2 separate regions of the Mus musculus genome follow, and region 2 is linked to region 1. Evidence: chromatin loops called from intact Hi-C (ENCODE). Cell type or tissue: heart. All regions are shown on one strand.

Region 1 (8,000 bases):
TCATTTCCTTCTTTTTATTAGCATATATTAATGATACAAAATAATGGAAAAGCAAAGACAAAAGATCTTCAGTGGATTGAACTTCAGTACAGAGGGCTGACATTTCCTGTTTGTTCTTTTTCTTGAGTCAAAGAATTACTAAGAAACATTTTATTTCCTCGTAGTGTGATTCAACAGCCTGGGGAAAAAAGGAAAACTGCCTAGAGAAAAATGCCCAGGCAATAAGGAAGCTTTCTAGAGTGCCATAATACTCAATAAACTGGAAACCCTGATGTTATAGGTCCCAACACCAACGGGGAGCCAGGAGCTGTACAACACCTGCCAAAGATCGGAAACCAATGCAAAGAAGAGCTACAGCAGGATCTTTCTGTTTGCAGTACACAGGACACCTCGCATCTCACTCAACATACTCTCCCTTCTCAAGACGACCCTAGACTCAGTACCCGCCCACAATCCCCTTCAGCTGCACTCCAACTCTAATCCCCCATCTGCAGGTGTGACAGGCGACGCCTACTTACTGAGCTGTCCTCCGCCCGACGTCGTACTCGGTTCCCGACCTCCAGCGCCTCCGACGATGGAGGCGCCAGGGATCCCGGGCGCCCCCATCCCTGGGGGGGTCCCACTCTGCCTCTCGAAGTTGCCAGGATTGGAGAAGTAATCGCGCAGTCGTGGTAGCTCGCGGCCGCTCTCCAACAGCTCGGTGTGCAGCTCCAGGGCGGTCAGCAAGTATTGATCGCGCAACAGCTGAGCGGCGATGGCATCGATTGACAATCGGGCAGGGGTCTCCCCGCTGCCCCCCGGAGCCGCCGGGGCGGCGGACATCTCCACAGCGAGCCCCGGCCGCGCGCTGCTTCCCAGGGCCATGGGGTCCTGTGGCGACAGGGAGCCTGCAGAACCAGGATCTAGGCCGACCCCGGCACCCAGCCGAAGTCCTGCCCGCCGGTCCTCGGTTGCCGCTACCTCGTCGTCGTCCTCATCCGAATCACTGAGGAAAGGATTTACTCCGCTACCACTGCCACCACCTCCGGGCGCCATCGCCGCCATCTTATTCTGTCAGGAATGTGGGTGCTTCCCTGCTTGGCCCGACAGGCCCTCAGCCTGAATCCCCGTTAGGTCCCGAGAGCCGCCGACCACCTAGGCAGCCCAGGCCGACCGCACCTCTCCTCACCTAGAGCCTAGGCCGGACTGGGAGGCAGGAGCCCGGTATGCAGCAGCACCTCCCGTCTCAGCCGCTGCTGCACCAGTAGCCGACTCTGCAGGCGTCTTCCTGGTCCCTAGTCTCGCGAGAACTGGCTTGGTCCCATCTTCGCCCCGCCCCGTCCCCGCCTCAGCCCCACCCACCTCTGGCCTTGGAGTGGCAAGATCGAAGGAACCGCTCCAGGCTCAAACATAAGACCCCGCCCACAAGCTCTCGAGGATTGGCTGGAGTTACAGGACCTGGCCAGAGAGTTATCGCGAGAGCAGCGAAGGCCTGGGGCAGGTTGGGGGCGTTCCCTGGAGCAGTAGAGGTGGAGGTCGCTGAGGGGTACGATTTGGCTGTGGTTTTTGAGGGTTGAAGGGAACCCTCCCGACATCTTTCACCGCCCTGGGTCCTGCCTTCGTTCTGAGGAGGTCCCGTTCCCAAGACTGGGCCTGAGCCGGATAGTTCTCAGGTAAAGTCCCGGGACCCTTGCACTTAAGGTGTTCCCACGCCCGCTTCTCCCTTCACGCTTCAGTTTTTTGTCGCTGTTTGCTGTCACCGCCCAGATAGCAAGTGCTCTGAGCAGCGGTCAGAATCTGGCTTCTTTGCTCTTCCCTAGTTTCCCAGCCATCTGCTCTCTCCCCTGGAGATCTGGCGACGGCATGGCCTCCTTGTGGTTAAGGAGGGCGCCTTCCCGCCCCCTCCGTCCGGGAATAGGACTTAGAAAGCTGAAGGGTGCAGATAGAGCCTGGACGGAAGTTGCAACATTTGAGTTTCGAGATGCCTTTACACTCATCTGTGAACAGCCTGGTCTTGGACGACAAACTAAGTAATATGTAAACCCATGGAAATTAACATACACTTTACATCAAAGGAACTTTTCAAACTATCAGCGCTATCTCTTCAGTACAACTAAGTTGTCTGGGCCGCTTCAGTGGCCTGGTCATGTCCACTGCACTAGGACACATTCGTTGGAACAAGTATCACCTATCTTTTGTCCAAAACCATTCTTTTCCACAATCCCCTGAAACCTTGCTAAGTCCATTTAGGCTAGAATCGAGGTTTTCTTTATGGATCAATCAAATTTTAGCGATTTAAAAAATTGTACTCTGTAGAGAGATTTGATGGCCTTTATGAAACATTTAGCACATAACTATACTCGTAGGTTTGGAATATCATTTATCCTTTATGCTATTCCTTGATTGTAGTTTGAGGTGATAAGAAGTTTCCCTGTCGCTATTAGACTCCTAGCCCTCATATCTTCTATTTTGTTAAACATAGAATGCCACTTTTTCCTGGTTTTAGAATTAAGTTCTTATTAACACCAGGTCCTAACAGACAACAAAATAAATAGCCAACAGTGCTAACCATCTGCTCTGATATATATAATGAAGTATCTCCTTTATCTTTGTGGAAAATAAAAATAGAGCATTGTTATATGACCTCAGGTCTGGTTACCGGTTTACATGTAAAGTATCCCAGCAGTTAAGTGTAGGTTTTAATTTCAGTTTAATCAGTCTCACAGGAAACTAAAATTTCATTTGAATGAGGCTCTGAAATGCTTTCTTTGGTTGGTATTACTATATAGTTATTATTTGGGCTTTTTAACAGGAGCTTTTAAAGTATGTTACATGTGATATGAAGGTGGGAGGGGGAATACTGGAGGTTGGGGTGGGTGGTTTAAATGAGCATAGGAGACCGGGAGATGGGGAGAAAGTTAGCCCAAATAGTAAAAGACCATAAAGACCCTTGCTACATTGTGAAGCAATTTAAAAATAGTGTTAGTAGTAAGGATTTTTTTTTAAATAAGACTTTTAGCTTCCAATTCGTTGGACTAAATGCTGTACTGTGCTATTTATTAATGAATCTGGAAAAAAATCCTCAGTAACATGGCAATAGTATAGAATGAGCAATATTTTAATGTTTCACATTTCTTAGCAAAAGGGGGTATCAGTTCTAACTTTGATATTGTCAAAGAGATTAAAAATGTAACCAAATTTTGGAATGGAGGATTAGTGAATGGCATGGGAAAAACATGAGCAGAAATGTGTATTTTCTTCTTCTTTGTAATGGCGATGCTTAGAAATATACTTTTAGGGTGCCTGAGGAAAACTGCTCTTAAAATAATAGAAGGGCACATCATATACATATCATTTATTGTGAGACGTTGAAAATGTTTGGACCTAAATTCTCCCATCTTCTCTTACATTCATCTGCCCAGAGAGATAATGAAAGTACATAGAATTGTGAATGTTCTTGCCACAGTGCCTGGTAGCTGGTTGGCAGCAAATGTTAGTGTGGTCAGTGTCTTAGTTAGGGTTTCTATTCCTGCACAAACATCATGACCAAGAAGCAAGTTAGGGAGGAGAGGGTTTATTCGCCTTACACTTCCACATTGCTGTTTATCACCAAAGGAAGTCAGGACTGGAACTCAAGCAGGTCAGAAAGCAGGAGCTGATGCAGAGACCATGGAGGGATGTTCTTTACTGGCTTGCTTCCCCTGGCTTGCTCAGCCTGCTCTCTTATAGAACCCAAGACAAACAGCCCAGAGATCGTCCCACCCACAAGGGGCCTTCCCCCTTGATCATTAATTGAGAAAATGCCCCACAGCTGGATCTTATGGAGGCATTTCCTCAACTGAAGCTCTTTTCTCTGTGATAACTGCAGCCTATGTCAAGTTGACATACAAAACCAGCCAGTACAGTCAGTTAATCAATGAAATACTGGATACTGAGGACATTTGGCAGGTTTTTGAAACACGGGTATCAATGACTAGCAGAGCCTGTGAAAGTTATGTCAGTAGGGCAAAAAGAGGCAGCAGCATGAATTTAGGGACTGAATTTGAAAGCACAAATTAAAAATAGGTTTAAAAGGTTTGCCTTTGAGTCTTAAGTTGAAAGTAGAGTTTAGTGGCTGACCTACCATCTGGAGTGCTTCTAGTTCCTATCCTATAACTAAGGGCTTGTTTGTCTAACTGCAAGTTCTCAACAAATCAGCTGAACCATCTTCCCATAGGGTACTTTGCCTCTCAGTATCATGCTTGAATAGTTTTAATGCACACACTGGGATATTAAGAAATTCTGCCCTCTACTTATAATTTATTAATAGTTGTTGGAAAATGTCTTTCTTCTTTGGAAGACTGACCTAGGTCAAAGTCTTTAGGGCTGACATCTTACCTGAATAAGTAAGGATAGTCATTGAAGTTTGTCTCTTAACAATAAAAATAGAAAAGATAGGGTTTTTCTCCTAAATACTTAAATCATTTATATATTAAAATTATTTTAGAATTCCATAGTCCTAAATAACCACAAATAATATAAATGCAAAGTTTGTTTGATTTAGTGTTTGATATTTTCTAATACTTTGTTAGTTTTTAATTTATTGTGGTGTATATCTCACGGATATAAACTATATTTGTATAGGCAAATGCATAGGTGTGTTTTAAGTTTTAATAGTTATGCACTTTTTTGGAAGTTTTTGGAAGTTTCCAAACAACTATGTTAGTGAAGTTTTCTTTTTTAATAATTGTGAATAAGAAGTGATTACATTTATGAAAAAAAGTTATATTGCTGGAGAAAATGTGATAGTGTATGTGAATAGTCATACTTCAAATTACTGTAACTTCCTTCATATATAATAAATTACTTAATCATAAAACATTGGCGTTTGGGGGTTTATTTTGAAAGTATCTTTGAAGCTTAACACACCTTATCCAGGAAACCCAAAGAGAGAAGCAAGGCGACCTCTAGTGACTATTTCACATATTGCCATTGAAATGTAATCCTAGATTTGAGCAAACATGATCATTGCATAGTAATGTGATGGATGCGGATGATGACCTTTTCTGCTGTCTTTGAATTATAGTGAAATGACAAAGGCAGACATTAAATCATCAAAGTCAGTTATGAATAAACCCATAAATCTACCACTGAGCTAAATCCAAAGCTCCACAGATATTATTGTATTTAATCACATAGATGCTATTAGTAGTCAAAAATTGAAGACAAAAACTACATCAGTGTTTTCCAGTTTAGGATTTGTTAGTCAAGATTCATTTTAGGGAAAAATGTGGTAATGGGACATGATATATGGGAGGAGTTTGTTTTTAAGAGAATAATAATGTATGTTCAAGGAAAAGCGAATGCTGGGGCCCACAAGATGACTCCGTAGGTAAAGGCATTGCTGCTAAACCTGAAGACCAGTGTTTGGTCCCAGCATTGCCTTCTGATCTCCACATTTGTGCAATGACATGCATATGTTGCACACACAAAAGCACACATAGTTGCACATATATACACACAAGCATGCATACATGCACGAACAAACACAAAATGTAATAAAACATTTTTAAATGTTAATATCTATTTTTTAAAAAGTATACAAATGTGTTTGCCTCCATAAAAATAGAGATAAGATAAAATTTTTAAAGAAACTATTGACAAATATTTGCTTACGACAGTGGTTCCCAACCTTCCCAATGCTGTGACCCTTTAATATGTTGTAGTGACCCCAACCATAAAATTATTTTTGTTGCTACTTAATAATAACTAATTTTGCTACTGTTATGAATCATAATGTAAATACCTGTTTTCCAATTATTTTCAGTGACTCCTGTAAAAAGGTCGTCTTACCCCACAAAGAAATCATGACCCACAAGTTGAGAACTGCTGACTTAGAAGGTAATAGAATCCTGGCTAATTTTTTCTTTATCTCCATTAATAATATTTAGAACACCATGTTGGTACCCACTGTGTAGGCTAATGATGATATAAACTAGGAACGAAGCCAACATTACACTGAGAGATTAGATTTGAAATTGCATGTGTTTACTAAGGAATCTTCAATACTCTGTTCACCCTTAGAATAAAAAAGGTGTTTTATAGTTTGATCTTTTGGTTCATTTTATTTTTTCTAATTTGTTTGTATTTGATAAGCATATTTTAAGTGCCTCTTTCCTTTTTACAGGACATTCTCCATCCTTATGATAGTTAATTCTTCAGACCAGGAAGAATAAGATATGTCCATAATTCTTATCTTTCATATTTTCAAGATCAAGGTCATTATTTGTATCAAATACTGCTTCAAGTAAGAAATTCTAGTGTTTTCTTTCTTAATCTGTAGACACATTTACCAATAAAAACAAAACAAAAGACTGGGCTGGAGATGTGACTCAGCCGTTAAGAGCACTGACTGCTCTTCCAGAAGTCCTGAGTTCAATTCCCAGCAGCCACATGATGGCTTACAACCATCTGTAATGGAATCAGATGCCCTCTTCTGGTCTGTCTGAAGACAGCAACAGTGTACCCATATACATAAAATAAATAAATTTATTTAAAAAAAAACCAAAACCAAAACAAAACAAAAGACTGGCTTGAAAAAGTTTTATTGTCACTTTGATCTTTGAGGTGTAATGGGACCCTATCGTACAGTATTATTTAAACATTTCAATTTGCTTGGTTTTCTTTCTTTAGTATTTGTAAGCTCATCAGACCTCTGATAGCCTTTCTTGGTGTTCTTTTCTAGGGACACACAATTTGTATTCAATGAATAAATAAACCTTTTGGTTCAGAGAAATAAAGTGTTTATTTACAGAGTCCAGATTTTCTGAAGTACAGATAGTTTAATTTCTTGTGTGTAACTCAGCAAAATGGATAGAATGTGCGTTAATATTCAAGAGAGTCAGACAGTTTCCCCTAAGATGATTACCAAAGTTAAAAAAAATTAACTCAAGAAATTTAAAGTTGTAATTTAATATATTTAAATTCTAAGAGTAGGAAGTGTTGTGTGCACAACCAAGAATGTCCTGAATTATATATATTTTTGCTATTTAGGATTTCCTGTGAATGAGCCTAACTAATTTTTCAGTGCCTTTTATTTTGGGTTCCTTTGCTAATTTTTGATAGTTTACTAGGTAACTGAATTTGTTATAGTTTATCAATCCTAATTGAACTCTTTCTTTTTGTTTGGTGTACTATAACATATATTTTATTTCAGTCTTAAGTTGTTAAACAATGTTTATTGTTACCATTGTAAATGAAAGGCAAGTTGTTAGTTGTGTAGTATCCTGCCTTGACTGATGTTTATAAGGAAGAAAGATCCTCATCAGGTGTGTCTGTTTCAGCTTCTCTTGCAGGTAGCCCAGTGTGGATATGCTGCTGTTTTTTGCTTTGGGATTGCTTATCCATTTTGTGTTCTTCGCTTCCATCTTTGACATTTATTTTACATCTCCTTTGGTTCATGGAATGACTCCCCAGTTTACACCTTTGCCTCCTCCAGCAAAAAGATTAGTGCTATTTGTTGCTGATGGCCTGAGAGCAGATACTCTTTATGAATTAGATGAAGATGGAAACTCCAGAGCACCTTTCATTAGGTAAAGATGATGTCGGGTTCAGGGGGTGTGTCTTAGATACATTAGCTTCAGTTTGAAAAGGGATTATGTTATGAATTGATGACCATCAGCTTGCTATTGACCATCTTTAAAACTTTTTTAAAACTTGTGTTTTGGTTTGTTTGTTTGTTTGTTTGTTTGTTTTTAGAGACAAGGTCTCACTATGTAGCCCTGACTGATCTAGGACTTGTTCTGTAGATCAAGCTGGCCACAAACTCAGAAATCTGCTTGCCTCTGCCTCCCAAGTCCTGGGATTAAGACCATGTACCTCCATGCCTGGCCTTTATTTTTTTTTTCCCACTTTAAAATTACGTGAATTTTTTTTCTTACACACATAACTGTGGATGTGCATATTGTAGAATTTTTAGGTTTTTTTTTCCCTGAACAATTTGAAAATATGACAATGTGGTATTTCTCCACCAAACACTATAC
Region 2 (8,000 bases), 740 kb before region 1:
AATAGGAGTGTTGTGGGTGTGTACTGCTGCAGTGGGGCTGCTCTTTTGCTCAACTCCCTTCTATCCAGGACCAGCTTAGGCCCCCACTTTGCAACAAATTTACATTTACATTAACTGTAAATTAAAGACAGGATGATTACACAGTGTTGGGAAATGAGACAAAAACAAACTGAATTTGGAGCAGAAAAAAAAAACAGGGAACGGGAAATTTTTCTGTTTCCCCAATTAGTGGCAGTAGTTTCAGAGGTCCCCGATAATGTTGGGCTCTAGGGTGCCACTGGGTGGCCATTTTGATTGATTAAAGGTTATGACAAATTTGACAGCAAAGGCAGGTATGTTAAGAGGCCCTTAAGTAGGGCGCTAGGCAGAGGGGTCAGTAGTTCTTCAAGGGCTACCCAAAGGGGAGCCAAGAAATATGGAGGACACAGAGGAAGGGAAGAAGGTAGTCCATGGCCTGAAATCTAAGGTATTCTGGGACTCAAGATGATCAATTGAGGAAGTTACAAGCCACAAGTGGGCGGTCACCTCACTGGACCAAGGCCAGAGCTAAACTACCCTAGGAGACTCAGCACCTGGTACCAGGACTTTTTAATGAACCCAAAGGGTGGAACCTGAGGCAAAAATCCTGAAGCCTCACCCAAGGGAATGGTCAGAGGTGGTGTCAGCAAAAAGCATCAGCCATAGCCTTCAAGACCTGGCTGGGGTTATCTCTGCTATGATGTATTTACAGATGAAGCCTAGCATGACTGTCCTCTAAAAGCCCTACCAGCAGCTGACTGAGACAGACACAGATGCTCACAGCCAACTATTGGACTGAGGTTGGGAACTCCTAAGGAGGAATTAGGGGAAGAATTGAAGAAGCTGAAGGGAAGGACGACCCCATAGGAAGACCAGCAGTCTCAACTAACCTGGACCCCGGGGAGCTCCCAGAGACTGAGCCACCAACCAAAGAGCATACATGGGCTGGTCTGAGGCCCCTGGCACATATGTAGTAGAGGACTGCTTAATTTGGCCTCAGTAGAAGAAGATGTGCCTAATCCAGTTCCCTAGAGGAGCAACAAACCTACCTGCCCATGCACACTCATCTCAGGCTCACAGCTTCCATGAGTCATTGTTGTTGATATACACACCAACGGAACAGGTCCTAGAGGCCATGGTTAGTTCAAAATGCAGGCTAAGCTAACAAGCCCCTATGACGAGACTGTTCAGTGTCAGAATTCCAAGCCAGGCCTTCAATAACGTGAGTAGAATTCCTGGACCTCCCAGTTCCCAGAGTTCCCTGAGGTCGTTGCTGAGGTATGGTCATAGTTGCTCCCTGAGAAGGCCTTGTTATGGGCCACATTGTATCTTCCATCCAAGTTGACATCACTTTCTTTGAAAGAGGGTTGGCACCAATGAATTAAACAGATGAGGTCACATTAAGCTAGGGCTGGGCCCTATTTCCATATGACCACTCTTCTTGCAAAGGGACATTCATACACAGAAGCATGCAGGGAGGAGGTCATGCATGATGATGAATTAAAGCAGAGCTCGGAACAATGTTCATTCAGGCCAACGAACACAAAAGACCGCCGGCAGCCTCCAGAAGCCAGGGAAAAGCCTTGGCACAGAGGTCTCCTTGCAGCCCTCGGACACTGGTCCTATTGACACCCTGACCATGGATTCACCTCCAGGGTGGAGAGGCACTGTTTTCAAGCCAGTCACTGGTTCTCTGTTACAACTGCCCTAGTGAACCAATGAAGTTCTAGTGCTGTCCATTCCCAGGCACTTTGCCCTCCTACCCTTCCATCCTTCTCAAGTCTCTTAGTTGCTTGGGTACATAGTTTTTCTCTGCTGGTGCCAGCCTGTCCCCCTTCCCTCTAACATCCCCTGGAGAATTGAGCTGGTTGAGAAAACAGTTGATCAGCAGTGCCAGAGGTACGACCTTGAGAGCAGTTCTCCCGAAGCCATGGTTGCAGACATGCCCGGCACCACCCATCATCCCCTGCACTGGGACGCTATTCCCACAGTACACACTGTTTAATATGGCTTGCATCTCAAATGCCCCCTACAGGCTCCTGCAGTACCCAGCTGGTTGCCCTGTTTCAGAAGGTTCTAGAACCTGCCTATTTGTGAGTGCTAAGCCTTTGAGAGTTAGAGCTGTTTGATTTTCAGGTCACCAGGACATGGGAAGCTGTCACTTAACACCTGTTGCAACAGTTAGTTCTGACCAGCTGCCATGACTTTGCTGCTATGACGGCCCAGACTCTCTGTAATCATAAGCTGAATAAACCTCTCTCTTAACTGCTTCTGCCAAATATTTTGTCCCAGGAACAGGAAAAGCAACTGATGAGTGAACCCAGAAGATGGCCCGACCCATAGAAGCTGAGATAGGCAAGTAAGTTATGCCAGAGCCTCAGAGGAGTGGGGATGCTGACATTGCTTTGGGCTTCTAGACTCCAGGACTGTGTCAGAAACCACACACTTGTATTTCTTTGTTTCAGTACCTCTTGGAGACCAAGAAGAGATCTGCCCACAGTCCTTCTATAGCTCTTACCTCAGAGAGTCTGCTGGAAATAAGCCCCACATACTGCCAAACCTGTTGATGGGCTGTCTCAAAATGGAATGCATCATATACTTCAGGTTGCTTGATAAAAATAGATACATGCTTGCATATAATAATGCTGGATAGGTTCATGAGCATCAGTATACATGTGAGTTTGCTCTCAGCATTTTCAGGAAGGGGGATCATCGTATGACCAGACAGAAGCCACTGTCTTCCACCTACGTGTATGCATCCAGCTTAAGATAGGGTTTCCTTTAGCAGCTTAACTCTGTTCTCATGTTGGAAGTGGATTTTGTGCTGGAATCAATTGTTAAAAGGACAGGTAAGGTTTCACCTTTTAGAACCAATGGCTTCCCAGAAGCTGTGTGCTTGGCCTTTTTACCGAGGTTCTGGTGATCACCGTCAGCTTCTTGTGTGTGGAAGGCAAGGAGAGGCTGGCGGAGTCATTGCTGTTCCATCAGAGTTTAGGATCTTGTGTCTGTCACTGAGCTTTAAGGCAGGACAGAAGGAGGGAGAGAAGGAGGGAGGGAGGGAGGGAGAGATGGCAGAGGGAGGGAGGGGGAGGGAGGAAGAAGAAAATTAATTTTCTAAGCCCGTGGTAAAATATCTGGAATCTTGACTTCAGGTAATAATTTTCCAATGACTTTCCCAATTTATTTCCTCAGCACTGCCTTGAAGATGTATCCAGGCAGAAGAGTTGGTGACTCAACGTTAGCTCACCACAGTCATAAAAATGACTGATTCTCATGAGCACAGACACTGGATAGCCCTCCTATCCGTGCACAGAAGATGTTGCGATGAGGACCATAGCCTCCTGCCTGACTCCCCTCCAAACCCCTGGGGATAAAAGCCATGAGTATCCTGGAAGCTTAGCTCAAGTCCGCAGACATGCTGCTCTGTGAAAGGACAGGTACTTTTGCAAGCCTATTGTGTGAGCAGCTGCATGTCTATAGAAACTAATACGGTGATTCATTGTTCTGCTGTAAGCTTCAATATTTGACATAAATTTTGTCAAGGCAACCTTTCCCCCTCTGCTTCCGCTTCTAATATTTAATTGTAACACATTGTGGTTGCAACAAGCTGAAACCATTGAGATTAAAAAATGAGTTGTAAAAAAAAAATGGAGAAACACATTCTTTGTGGTGAATACTAATCTTGCAAAGCATTTTATTTCCGGGGAGGCTGCCAAGAGCAAGTGTGGAAGAGTCGGTATTGAAATGACTCATGGCATCTGCAGCCTCGGGAGGTCAGAGGAGCAGACAAGGAGAATAGTCAAGGGCTTGCCTTGGAGGTGGAAGAACACTCCATCGAGCAGACAGAGCAAAGCTATGTCTGGAAGGGAGGATTCCCAACCTCCACACACTGGGTCAGGGCACCTTCCCTTTTCTGGATTAGCTTCCGGCCCCGTGGAACATTCTCCTCTCTTAAGTCAATCAACTCTGCAAGACTGGATTGCTTACTCTTGGTTCACTGAATTCTGGTGGGCTGTCTTAGAAATGACCCCTCTGCCGAGCCTGTGGGATCTTCTCAACCAGGCCTGTGTGGTCACTCACCTTCTGAGGGTACTGGGGACTGTAGGATGGAGCCTGCCTGGAGGAGCAGGAGGTGGATGGACTACAGCAAGCCCAGCTCAAATGGAGCAGAACAGAGCACAAGGCCCCAAGATGCTGAGGAGCTGCAGGGATGCTGAAGAACTTGGTTCTCCAAGCAAACAGCAGCTCAGCCATCCTGTGCCCACCAGCCGGTCTGTGGACTGAGCACATTCCCTAAGAGTACAGAATAGGGAGAGTCATTGAACCCTTACCTGGGATTCCAGCCATCTGTCCTAGCCATTTGTTTGCAATTCTTCCCTAATTTTATGTGGCTTGGAGTACATAGACTGGGGACAGTTGACTAAAGGAAGCTGTATCTGTGTGACTATTGGGGACACCACCATCCATGCTGGGTGAAGACTGCAGTGTAGCTGTTTTGGGTCACCCAAGCTCCTATATACAATCCCTCACCCATGTTCTGTAGGTAAGGCCAATAAACTCCCTAGTTGAACTTTGGTAGAATTACATATATCTTTGTCATTAGAACTTTATGGGGATGTAGATGTTCGTTATGTCTCCATTGAGCAAGAATTCACACAGCTGAGGCAGGGGGTGGGGGGCGCAAGGTAGGTCCAGGAAAAAAGAGAAAGGAGGGAAGTCAACTTAGGTGTCTCCTTTCAGCTTCCTTAGAGAAGCCCAGACCATGTCTGAGCAAGGGCTGGAGGCCCAGAGAGGTTTAGAACTTGTGCAGAATGGGAAAAGACATCTAGGTCAGGTTTAAAAGTGGCCAAGCAGCCCTCAGACACACCGAGGACCTGCTCCAAGCACCTCAAGTGGAGGTACAGATGCTGGGGAACACACATATCTGCAGGATGAGCCTCTGGAGCCCTTGGGGTGCATAGGACCATGGGTAAAGCAACAAGGAGCCCCTGTCAGTGGGGCCAAGGAGGTTGCAGGGGTGCAGTGTTACTGTCACCGTAGGGATTTCCCCAGTAACACAAACTTTCACTCTGGCCAAGGAAGAACATGGCCTACCTTAGTGGACAGCTTGAGGGACATTGAGGCTGAGGACATTTTGGGGTAAATGGAGAGTATCGAGGTCACGCAAATAGAAGGGCAGGGTGCGAGGCATGCTAGAGAGTAGCAGTGGGAACTGCTGTATCCACTTTCTTCAAGGGCCTGACACGGAAAGGTAAGCAGAATCAGAACCCACCTATTTGGGAACAGCTGTGAAATGGCTCACTGGGTGTTTGCTGTGCAGAACAGCCTGGCACTTCCAGCCTTCTGTGTTCTAAGAATTCAGATCCATGTGAGCTCTGAGTACAGGAGTTCTGCCTGCTCTTCTGTCCTTTCTGGTTGGTGCTGCTGGCAGAACTGGAGGTGGACACAGTGTAGTTAAGGGCTCTTCATGCAGGAGGGAGGTCATCTGGGCAGCAGAGTATGACATCTGTTCCTTCCCCAGAGGGAGAAGTCATTCTTATCCCTCACAGCACAGTGTGGTCCCCAGGGCAGGGATATCAGGCAGAAGCATTTTTAGTGGTCCTGCTGTGGGATGAGCTTTGGGCAGCTTGCAGTCTCTGTCTGGGTCAAGTCCAAGGTCTTCACTGACCGAGTGTTTTCACTCCAAGTGTGAATGCACCTATGGACACACATGTCTCTCCAGATAATCATCATTAAATGTGTTCCAGTGTTTGCCCTTGGGGGCTCATCTCAGGCACTCCACCTCTCCACCATTTCTACAGAGTGAGTGCCCAGTGGACTTAGGGAGATGCTCAGCTTATGAGGAAGGCTAAGGAGCCTTGATCCTAAGACCTTCAGAAGAACAAAACAACCACCCCCCATCCCATTAGGCTAAAACCCCATTCCTATACACCAGCCAGATGAAGCAAAAAGATGCATAGACATACACACACAGCATGAAACACACACACATACACACACACATACACACACACCAGCAGCATAAAGCACAGATGCACAAACACACACACTTTGAATTTTTTGAAACTTTAGCTGTACTCTGTTTTAGAAAAAAAAAAGCATCCCAGTTAACTGTATTCAGTTATCACTGTGCAGAAAATATTCAGTTATCACTGTGCAGAAAAGAACAGCAATATTGATCAAGAAATATCAAACTCAACTGTTTTCCATTTGTAAGGGTAACACTATTAAATATGTAGGGCAATATCTGTATGGGTTTGGTTATAGAAATTAGGAAAGTGTTTATGAAACAACAATACTACCCTACAGAATACTCAGCTTGCATTCTGCCTGCAAAGAGGAACCAGGTGAGCTTGATGTCATGTCATGGGATGCTGAGACTAGAGAGGCAGAAGAGAGCTCTCTGGTCCACATCAGCAGATTTGCCGCTTACATCACTTTCTTTGCTTTCCTAACATTCCATCTTGTCCCTAGTTATGCGGAAGGAAGCCAGAAAGAACATGCCGAACCCCTGCCCATTGTAATCTGAAGAATACAAAGATGGATTTTTGTTGTGAGGTTCCTGTGTGTACAAATAGCTCTAGGGAAACCAGGAATGTTAAATACACAGGGCTGTCTTTTCAAGGAAAAAATATGTATAACCTGTTTTCTACCCAGAAGGCTGGGAATGAAGGTGATTGATTGCTCAATAGCCTGGTGATCTGTATTATCTATCATGTGCAGGTCTGGAGGTGCTTAGTAGTAAATGGCCTCTGCATTATTTGTATTGCCAGGGGTGCTCTTAAGTTTTCACAACCAGGACCAGAGGTAGCTAACAGCAGAAATGACATCTACACTATCTGTACGACTGAGACCATATCAGATCCTTTGCTAGGCCTTTAAGATAATACATGTAGCCTATCTCTAGAACCCATCTTCTTGGAAGATGTGGCATGGATTTGAGTTGAGTTTCCTTGTGCTCATGAGACTGTATTACACCAGAAATTGTTTTTTTTTTTTCCAAATTATTCTGTGCTTGAATATGCTGGCAATCAACTGCTCAGGGTCACACTCTAGAGGTTGGGGCCAGCACCATCTAAGTCATACTGAACCGGATTCCTTCTTGCTTCTAGCAGATGGGTACTCTGCCAGTCCTGGTGGTCACAGAGACTCCCACAGAATTTCAACTGATAACTGGAGGGCTCAAAGGTGAGAATGACATGCAGGTGACATTATCATAGAAAAGGAATGTATGTATTTACCTGTGATAGGTGGCAGGTCCAGTACACGATGCGGCTCCTGGGAGTTATGGATCATCTTACAATGAGATACTTATAGCCTGCTGAGGCATTCTATAGGTAGTCATCGAAAGTATGGTAGATCAGGAGCCAAATAAAAATATTGCTTGGCTTAGTCCTAGCTTAAATACAACTCTTAATCCCGAGCTGGTTCCAGCATACCCAGGCATTATTTGGGAGGCAGTCTTAAGAAGACTTGGAAGTAAGTATTGGTGCATTCAAGAACTGGACATGGAACACTGAAAAAAGTCCCAATTGCCATTTTGATGCCCTTTAAACAGACAGGACTACTCGTTAGAGGAAAGTCCAAGTTCACTGGAACAAGGCAGAAGAGCAGAAAGTGAAAGATTTCAGCATGATGATAGAAGATCTTTCTGTCCTTAGAGAATCAGAATAAGTGAGGCTCCAGCTTAAGCAGGAGGGAGACCTTTCTTGAAGCATTCTGTTTGTGTTCTTTGAGCAAAATGAACCAAAGGCCAACAAATGCAATACATATTATTTATATGTACATTGAGGCCAGGAAACAGAACAGTAAAAAACAGGGCTTAAGGGCCATTTGCCCATTTCTTCCTGATGTGTTCAATGTCTTCAAGAAGGGAAGAGGGGCATTTTGAGGGGAGAGCATTCTGCTTTCAGACATTTATGTATATCTAGTATCAACACGGCGCTGGCTTAGACCCTCAAAGCGTCTCAAGATCATACCCC

What was found. A loop is a pair of places that touch in the nucleus more often than their neighbours do. Peaks named below come from ENCODE experiments on the same cell type or tissue, not always from the same donor. Only the 100,000 strongest peaks of a DNase experiment are listed, where the experiment ranks them.
Region 2: a loop joins it to region 1, with 6 times the contacts of the local background. A loop is called at or near these places in 7 of 42 quality-filtered maps.

What each region holds. Positions count from the first base shown.
Region 1 is chr1:105,657,152-105,665,151 of GRCm38, reverse strand. It overlaps Pign (phosphatidylinositol glycan anchor biosynthesis, class N), which reads left to right and starts at 1,476. Exons shown (of 31, transcript NM_013784.3): 1 at 1,476-1,652; 2 at 5,786-5,859; 3 at 6,146-6,265; 4 at 7,302-7,550. The coding sequence starts at 7,330. It overlaps Relch (RAB11 binding and LisH domain, coiled-coil and HEAT repeat containing), which reads right to left and starts at 1,291. Exons shown (of 29, transcript NM_173187.4): 1 at 519-1,291. The coding sequence starts at 1,044. In heart, CTCF peaks have their summits at 1,827 and 4,932; DNase peaks (open chromatin) are centred at 601 and 1,381; H3K4me3 peaks cover 2,663 bases; H3K27ac peaks cover 2,109 bases.
Region 2 is chr1:106,396,772-106,404,771 of GRCm38, reverse strand. No RefSeq gene overlaps it. Among named protein-coding and RNA genes, the nearest start is that of Gm41928, 120 kb to the left of the region's middle. In heart, no CTCF peak of the experiment used is centred here; a DNase peak (open chromatin) is centred at 3,751.